2 separate regions of the Homo sapiens genome follow, and region 2 is linked to region 1. A link is a contact called in ENCODE Hi-C data. All regions are on one chromosome and are shown on one strand. Each heading gives the region's core, a stretch centred on a gene start or an enhancer-like site at or near the end of the contact. The rest is flanking DNA. Distances are from core to core; before and after follow the strand shown.

What was found. A loop is a pair of places that touch in the nucleus more often than their neighbours do. Pooled maps may share reads with other maps.
Region 2: a pooled map of gastrocnemius medialis shows a loop between it and region 1 (4-fold over the local background). The contact joins the promoter of AQP4 here to the promoter of SS18 in region 1. A Hi-C loop is called at or near these places in 1 of 50 pooled maps.

What each region holds. Positions count from the first base shown.
Region 1 is chr18:26,087,944-26,092,179 of GRCh38, reverse strand. SS18 (SS18 subunit of BAF chromatin remodeling complex) reads left to right here and starts at 1,567. Exons shown (of 11, transcript NM_001007559.3): 1 at 1,567-1,679. The coding sequence starts at 1,611. RefSeq lists an enhancer at 1,113-1,232.
Region 2 is chr18:26,863,926-26,868,183 of GRCh38, reverse strand. It overlaps AQP4 (aquaporin 4), which reads left to right and starts at 2,477. Exons shown (of 5, transcript NM_001650.7): 1 at 2,477-2,526. The coding sequence starts at 2,495. AQP4-AS1 (AQP4 antisense RNA 1) reads right to left here and starts at 2,876. Exons shown (of 8, transcript NR_026908.1): 1 at 2,824-2,876.

The sequences.
Region 1 (4,236 bases), core at 318-2,817:
TCCTTGAGAGGAGGTTCCATGTCCAGCTTATTCACAATCGTACCCTAGGTTTCCAGTATAAAGCCTAACAAACAATGCATTTAATCAATGACATTCTTGACATTTTTGTGAAGAGCATTTATTTGATACTTAATTTTTCTTTTTTTTTTTTTGAGACAGGGTCTTGCTGTGTCACCCAGGGTGGAGTGTGGTGGGGCAGTCATGGCTTACTGCAGTCTCCACCCCCTTGGCTCAAGTGATTCTTCCACCTCAGCCTCCTTAGTAGCTGGAACTACAGGTGCACACCACCATACCCAGCCAATTTTTAAAATTCTTGTAGAGACAGAGGTCTCACTTTGTTGCCCAGGCTGGTCTCAAACTCCTGGCCTCAAGTGATTAAATTTTTAAAATAATGTATTTTTTCTTTATTTTTCCAATTTATATAAAAATGGAAATATTTTTTATTATTCATTAACGTTGGGTAACACTTTATATAAACTTTCCCTTTGTGTTATATGGAAGTCTAAATTTACAGAATACTTTAAAACCCCACGGCAACACAAAACCCACATTTGTCCGTGTTCCTTCCATAATTTGAAAACTTTGCCTTTTTCCCTTACACTGACTTGAAGCCTGGCAGCTTGGGCCTAATTTACAAGGCACTAAGTAAGTACTCTCTTAAAAAACAGAGAGTGAGGATGCCCTGTTTCACAACTTAATTCCAAAAAGCCAAGTCAGACGAAATCGACCCACTTTCCTGCTAAGGGTTTGTCCCAAGAGGCGAGCTCTTCTCTGTCCGCTCCAGCCAAGCTGGCCGATTGCCCCTGAGCACTGGACACAACCTTGGTGTCCCGGTTTCGGGTCAGGGTTACTTTCCAATTGTTAGGCACGACTTTGTGCGTGCGTGCGAGACTGTGGACTCGGAGGTGCGCATTTGGGGCGTAGCCGAGCCATTTAAACCAGCGAATCCGCGTTCACCTTGTCCTTCCACCTCTGCCCTATCTCGGCAGATGCTCCACGGATTTGCACGAACTCCCGAGTCTTGACCTCCCTCCCCTCTCCGGGCTGCCGGGACAACTCGGGGCGGCCACTCTTGCCAGGAGGCGTAAGTAAGGATGAAGTTGGAAAAACTGAACTAGGTCTAGGGCACGCTCTGCAACACAGTCGGGGAGACGCTTCAGAGGGCCGGAGAGGGAGGCAAGTTGCCACGGCGCGAAGGGGGCGGGCCGGCTTGGGCCGCTCGCATTTCCTGTGACAGGGGCTGCCCCAGCCTCTCCTTCTCCCGCGGCGGCGGGACCATTTCCTGAATCGCTGAAGCGGAGGGAGGACTAGGGCGCGACTCTACCATTAGCGCAAAGGGCCAGGGGGTGCCCATAAGGAGAGCTCGGGGGATGCAGGGACGGTCAAGAAAGTTCGGCCAGGGCTAGGGGTCCCCCAGAGTGCGCAGAAGCGAGACATCCCTGGCCAGAGTGCCTCCTTCAGGCCTGCCCCGCCGCCCGTCCGCTTGGCCCCGGAGCATCCCCCCTCCCCGCATTCCCGAGGTGGTTCAGCCCGAGAGGCCGGCGTCTCTCCCCCAGTTTGCCGTTCACCCGGAGCGCTCGGGACTTGCCGATAGTGGTGACGGCGGCAACATGTCTGTGGCTTTCGCGGCCCCGAGGCAGCGAGGCAAGGGGGAGATCACTCCCGCTGCGATTCAGAAGGTGAAACCGCGCGGGGTTGCGGATGCCAGGCCCTTACCGCCTCTGGGAGAGACAGACGCGGGGGGAAGGGCCGGGCCCGGAGTCGACCGGGCCGAGGCGGAGGCGGGCCTGCTGGGAATCAGCAGTGTTTGGGAACACGGACTGCTGGCTGTGCCTGAGTGGGTGGCGGAAGAGGGTGAACCGGTTTTTCTCGGAGTCTTTCACGCATTTACGCGTTTTTCTACAGACACAAAAGCCCAAACAGCCGCCGCCTGATTTCTCTAGGGATGGGGCGGCGTTCGGGCTGCGGGGCGCGTGCGCCCGGCGGCGGCCGCTCAGGGAAGGGCGTGTGTCGGACCGGCGGCCCCGCGCGTTGCTCCGGAGTTACTTTGGCGTCGCCCCGCCCCGCGTGCCGCGGCTGCTTCGTGCGGACCCCACCGCGGGTCGCGGCAGGCAGAGGGGAAGTCGGTGCGCTGGTCGCCGCCCTGCAAACTCAGCCGAGTTTGGGAGCTCGCAGGAGGACTTGGGGAACGCTGGAGGGAACCTTAGTATAGAGTTTGAGGAGCGGGCAAGGAAGGTCCCCATGGACTCTGGGGTTGTCCCCAGAGCCTCTTCTTCCCTTCTGCATCGCCGCCTATTCATTTATTCTGCAGCAAATATTTATTGAGCGCCTATTTTAGGCGCTGAGGCTACTGTGGTGAGTCATGGTCCTTGCCTTCCTGGAGCTTACAGTCTAATGGTGGAGACTGTCGTGACCAGTTAATGTAAGTCGTGATAAATACACAGGGAGCTGCCTCCTTTTTAAAGGATAGAGCTGCTGCAGTCGCTGCTGTGTTACTGCCAGTCGGAACACAAAGGTTCTTTATTGTCCTCTACCCCTTGTTGCCTGCAAGCAAGGCAGCATTCTAAATTTTACTGACCTAGACTTTCAGAAGTTGCTGCTGTATTTAGCAGTTTACTTTAAATATTTTTGTTTTGTTTTATGCTGTGTAGCAAAGATCAAAATAGAAAAAAAGGTCAAGTTTTAGTACCACTCAGACCACGTAGATTATGCTAATCGGTTTCTGTTTACTGTCAGGTTCTTCGTAGTGTGGCTTTTGACATTTGCCCAACTGTTGCTTTATTTTATGAACAAACGGGCTTGGCAGTGCCTGGAAATGCAGTGCTTTCATATAGTGCTCTGAGTTAAGTCTGCAGCCTGGCAAACAGCTCCAAGTACGCACTCACGCAAAACTGCGTTTCTGGAGGGCTCACCTTTTTTATTTTTGTACACAGGAAAAGTCCAGAGTTTTTCTTTTTTTTTTATAGTTTCTGTTACATAAGTCTGAAGATATTTATCATGGATAATGATTAATTCGGAGGATGCTGATCAATTATTTTCCATTCTCAGCTGAACAGAAAAATGGGCTCTAAATTAATTGCCTTATTCTACAATGGGAGAGATTGATATTAGATGTGAGACAGATATTTTAATGGTGAAGTTCAATAGTTTGAGGAATATACTGGAGATAATAAGTTGTGAAATCATTAGGTTGAGGACTGGATTCGTGCTTTTTAAGGACTTTTTTTGGTCATCCAATGGTTCTATTTAAGAAATAACTGCATTTATTAGCAGATCATGTTAGTGGTTTTTTTTTTCCCCCAGTAAGTGAAGATTATGATTCACGTGCATAAAAAAGTGACAGTTAATGTTAAATGGATGTTCCTTTTATTTAGATTGCGTGATTATGGTATTGTGCTAATACTTTTGAATACTGGTAGGGTGGGGCAGGTTCTGGAGGAGCATATCCTGAGTCCCTTGATCTTACAGCTGAATCAGCCCCTGAAAACTTAAGTGACTTGCTCAAAATGGCAAAACTGGCACTGAAACTAACTGGCCTTTTAATTGCTACAATCAGTACTCTTTCTTCAGCTCCACTTTACTTAGATGAATTATTTAACCCTCAAAGCCAAGATTGCTTGGAATGTTAAAAGATGATAGAATGATAAATCGGTATGTTTTTCCTCTTAAACTTTTGAGACAGCATAATTATGAAGTAAACTCATAAAGTCTGTAACAAATATACATGCATAGAAATTATTATGTTTAATTATTATCTCATAATTGGAGAGTCACAAAACCATGCTGTTATAAAACTTGGAAACTAACCAGCTACCTCATCAAGACTCCTGGGCTGAAGTTTTCATGTATTTATTTCATTCTGGAGAAGGACAGAATTTTTCTTTACTGTTCCAAAGCATTAGAATGATGAAAAACCAACTCGGACTCTTAACTTTTAGTCTTAATTGGCTAAAGCTTCTATTACAGATAGCAGAGGTAATTAAATGTTTGATATAAAAGAATTCAGATTTTCCCTTCTGGGCTTGTTTATTCAGAGGGAGAATAATTGGAATATTAAAACATTATTGATTAAACACGATATCATTCCAAAGGTGTAAAAGTAAGATTTTTTTGCGGTGAGCTGTCATATATATTAAAAGGACCCAAGGGGATTCAATTTCTGTATAGATGAAACATTTCTAGAAATCTGAAGGGAAAAAACTCAGTTATTGAAAAGATTGTCCGTATGAACTGTGC
Region 2 (4,258 bases), core at 1,228-3,727, 780 kb before region 1:
CCCTTTTAAACATACCAGTGGTGTGGGGGGTGGGGGGCAGTTAGATTCCAACTCTCACTTGGATCCAGGTCCACATCAAAACATTTCAATGTAGAAGGTATTACTCATGTTCACCAGAGCTTCCCACCTCCTGGTGGTCCACCACCACTACAAGCACATTATAGCTGCTTTCCTTCATTATCGCATTCTGCATACAAAGCCACAGACAATCGTGTGGGAAATTTCTGCCCCTAGTCCAAAGAAAAGCCAGATAAGTAGCTGATTATTGCATAGAGCTGACAGTATCACAGGAAGATCAGTAGTAGCAGCTCAAGTACAAAAAGGTTAATTAGCAATACTTAATAAGAAAAACTACCTCTGGCAGGTGAAGAGTTAATCCCTGGTCAATTTTAAGCTACTCTGCTGAGAGTACTAATAAGTGTAGGGGTTGGAGCCAATGAGGGTGACCCCTTCCTTGATGGGAACAGTCATCCCTTAGGAACTGCCCTGGAAAGCATCAGCCAGCCAGAAAACAGGGAAAGAGGCTGAGAAACCGTGGTAACCAAGTTTTGCTGGCACTTTGTAAAATGGTAACTGCAACTGCCGAGGCTGTGCAGAGAATGCTAATAAGCCTAGGACAACCTGTAAAGAGTGGACCTAGAAAATGTCCACCCACCGACCAGACCGGTAGCCCTAAAGAGCCCCACTCTGTAGATTCCTGAGGATCTGCCCACCGTACTCATTCACAAGGAAGCCCCTAAACATGGCTACATTGTGCCTTAGCTTCACAGCCCTCAAAATACTTCTGACTCAAATGTCTTAGGGTCAGAGTAATGACATTTAGCACATCTGCCTAGAAACTCACAGTTTTCCAATTTGTAACAAACATTTTGCACCTTTTAAAAATCTCATTCTAAAATCCAAATGGTAAACAGCTTTAAGAATCAATATGAAATGTTTTAAGTGTTCTCTGTGGCTTCATATAAATTCTCCCTGCCCCTCTCATCAGAATTTATTCTGACTTTCAGGGAGCATATTAAAGGTAGAAACCACTGATGTACAATAATAAGTGTGCAACCATATTCTTAAGAATCTAAATTCAATCTTGGTTAGCTGAGAATGCTTGAAACAGTAATAAAGTGCTCCTCTGAAAGTCACACTCAAATTTTGAATTCCTCTTTCTAATGAGAGCTCTTCACCCATTCCCATGTCTCAAGTACGCAAATGAAAACAAAACAAAAAAACTGTAACTGGGATTTAAAAGTATAACAGTCTTTCTTCTCTCATGTATTTCTTTCTTGTCATACTTCATTCTGGAAAAAAATAATCCAATCTGAAATATAAAGTGGGAAAAGGGAGGCATCCGTAGGTAATGTGAGTTATTATCATTGTTCTAGATGTTGGGTTGAGTGGTGGGTTCATAGATGTTCATTACATTATTTAAAAGCCATTATAATTAACTATTAGAAAATAAGAGGGCCATACATGCACGAGTGATGACAGAGTGTCATAAATCAGGAATTCTGATTATTCCAATCCCATGCACCTAAGATCTGTTTAAAGAAAAAATAATAATGAGATGGTGATGCAGGTAGCTAATGGTTAGACCCTTCTAGAGTTCACCAAACTCCTTCGGCAGGGACGTCTTCATAAGCATGCAGCCTGCGCAGCTGCACAAGGTCCTGCCTTTAGGAGCACCCAGCCTTTATTTATGCTCTGCTGTCGCAATCTTGAAATTTAAATAGTGTTTTACCAAGGTGTCCTGCATTCATTTTGCACTGGGACCAGTAAATTATAAAATCAGTCCTGTCCCTAAGTTTCCAGAGGTTAAATTTACCTACAGTTCCCCATAATTTCGTCCCCATCCAACTTTGATATTTTTTAAGTTTGCTACTTCTTATCCCCAGATTATTAATGTAACAGTCAGGTGAGCACCCTAGAGCAGTCTTTTTTCCTGTATTTCCTATGTTTCCTTATTTTTATTGTCCAAATCAGTGCTGCCTGTGCTATAAATGGAGCTGCAGTTATATATTGTTCTTATAATGCTTCTTCTCAGATCAAAAACTTCAAACAGAATTCATTGGCTAAAAACTAAATGCACTGAAGTCTCTATCTAAATTCATGTTAACTGCTGGATTATACAAATTCATTTTCTAATAATTGCCCAATTTCAACTACAACATATAACCAAACAAGACAAATTCTGAACAATTCTTCATGGTAGAAAGAATTCAAATAAAGATTTAAGGAAATCCTCATTTTCAAAAATTACTGTCTCAAAAAAAAAAAAATTAAGTAAATGTTTTTGCATTCCTGAAATGCCCTGTGTCTACAGTGATCAGGTACAGAAAAGCTACTTCAAGTTCAAATATAACTTAGCGATTGCCACATGGTGCAGAATCTTTCCACCCCTAACACTCCAAAAACCCAATCAGACAAGTGGCCGTAATCTGACTCCCAGCACACAGGGAGCTGCGGGGCAGGCAATGAGAGCTGCACTCTGGCTGGGGAAGGCATGAGTGACAGACCCACAGCAAGGCGGTGGGGGTAAGTCCTTCTTTGCCTTAAGGGAACAACGCTTAGGGCCAAAAGATGAAACTGTCTCTTTTATTATAGATGTTTGTGCCTTCTTAGGCAGAATCTGGAAGGCAGCTATAGGGCAGGTGGGTGGTTCTTTTAGATCTGAGTACTGGGCATTTTCAGAAGAGAGGCATAGAGAAGGTAGAAGAAAAGGGATGCTTTTTAGCCAAATCCTCCATATGTTTCAGATCTGCAAAAGCCCAGGAAAATTACCCTATGGAGGTGAATCTAGCTATAGTACATTTCTTCGGAAAAATTACTCACCCAGACGCTCAGCTGTCCTGGAGTGGATGAAGCTGAGTGTTCAGCTAGAAAGTAATGTGTCCGATTCAGTACATCAACAAACCCGCTTTGTTCTGGGGCAAAAGAAGCAAATCTAATTGTGTTGATCATTTCCAGTGACTGTGAACATATAAGGGAACACTGACAATAAAAGCAGGGTGCTATGGGTGACGCTAGGGTGAGCCCTCATAAGGCCAGAGATATGTATATGCTGCCAGCAAACTTCACGGTTCACAGCCAAGTGAGGCTGGTCCATCTGCCTTGGAAGAAGATCAGATTTTTGTGGATTTAAAAAAAAAAAAAAGCTAAAAACATTCTTAAAGAGCATGTTTATGTTTTGTGTTGGTGTTTTGCACTGTTTTAAATTTCTCTGGTTGATGAATATTTGAAGCTGAAAGAGCAACTACCTCTGGAGAGGTAAACAGGTGCATGACAGGCCAAGCAGGGAGAGAACTCCGGAAATGGCAGAAGTGAGAGGTGAAGGGGGTGAGCAGCGGGGCTGGCCTTTTCTGGGTCCCACCTCTTCTGGTGTCTCCTGCGGGGCTGAAAAGGACGTTTCCTGCCCACCTAGCTTCCTTAGCCTACTGTTTTGTCCTCCTCCTTCTCCCCTAACCCTGACCACAAACGACAGCACCTATGATCGCATTTTGCCCCCTTTGCCATCCCGGCTACAGCCCTGGGCTGCCGGTGAGTTCAGAAGTGACTCTCCTAACTTCTTCAATATGTGACTTTTCTGAGTTTACCGTCTTTGGGAATATTTTTAGTGTCTCCTCCAGGGTGCCCTCCCTGCCCCATTGCAACCATCGTTTTTGTCTCTTTACATTCTTTTCCTCTAGAGAGTATGATGTCGTTGTCATCCCACCTGGGGTTTTTCATACTTCTGAGATTCGCTTCACTGGGGCAGGGGATGCGTGGGATGTGGCTGGCCACCCCCCTGTGGAGCCAGCTCTTCCTTTATCCTGCCACCCGGGCCTGGGCAAGAAAGGGTTTTTCTCTCTCCACCTCTAAAGCAAAGCCCCATAGCAAACTAAGGGCTAGGCTGAGCTGGAAATTCCCCTCACCCTTTTTGGCACTGCATTTCCTCACTACCCACGCAGAAAGCAGGTTCCCGGGAACATTCAGTGACATGGGGAAATGAGGGCCCCGCAATTTGTCAAAGGGAAAGCCACAATAATACTAATCTCTTAAAGTACTTGGCTTTCTTGCCTAACCCCTTACGTGGTCCTCTGCAATTAGATTCTCTGGTAAATACTCTCCATACTTCTTGGCTCTCATGACTATCACAGGCAAAGGACAAGGGCAAAAGTCTTAGATGATAGGGTAACTGGGGTAATTGCCCCCCCCCCCCAAAAGGGGAATCCTAGCCATTTCCTGCCAGAATGAGCAGTTGGCATCAATATCGTCAAACCACCCCTTC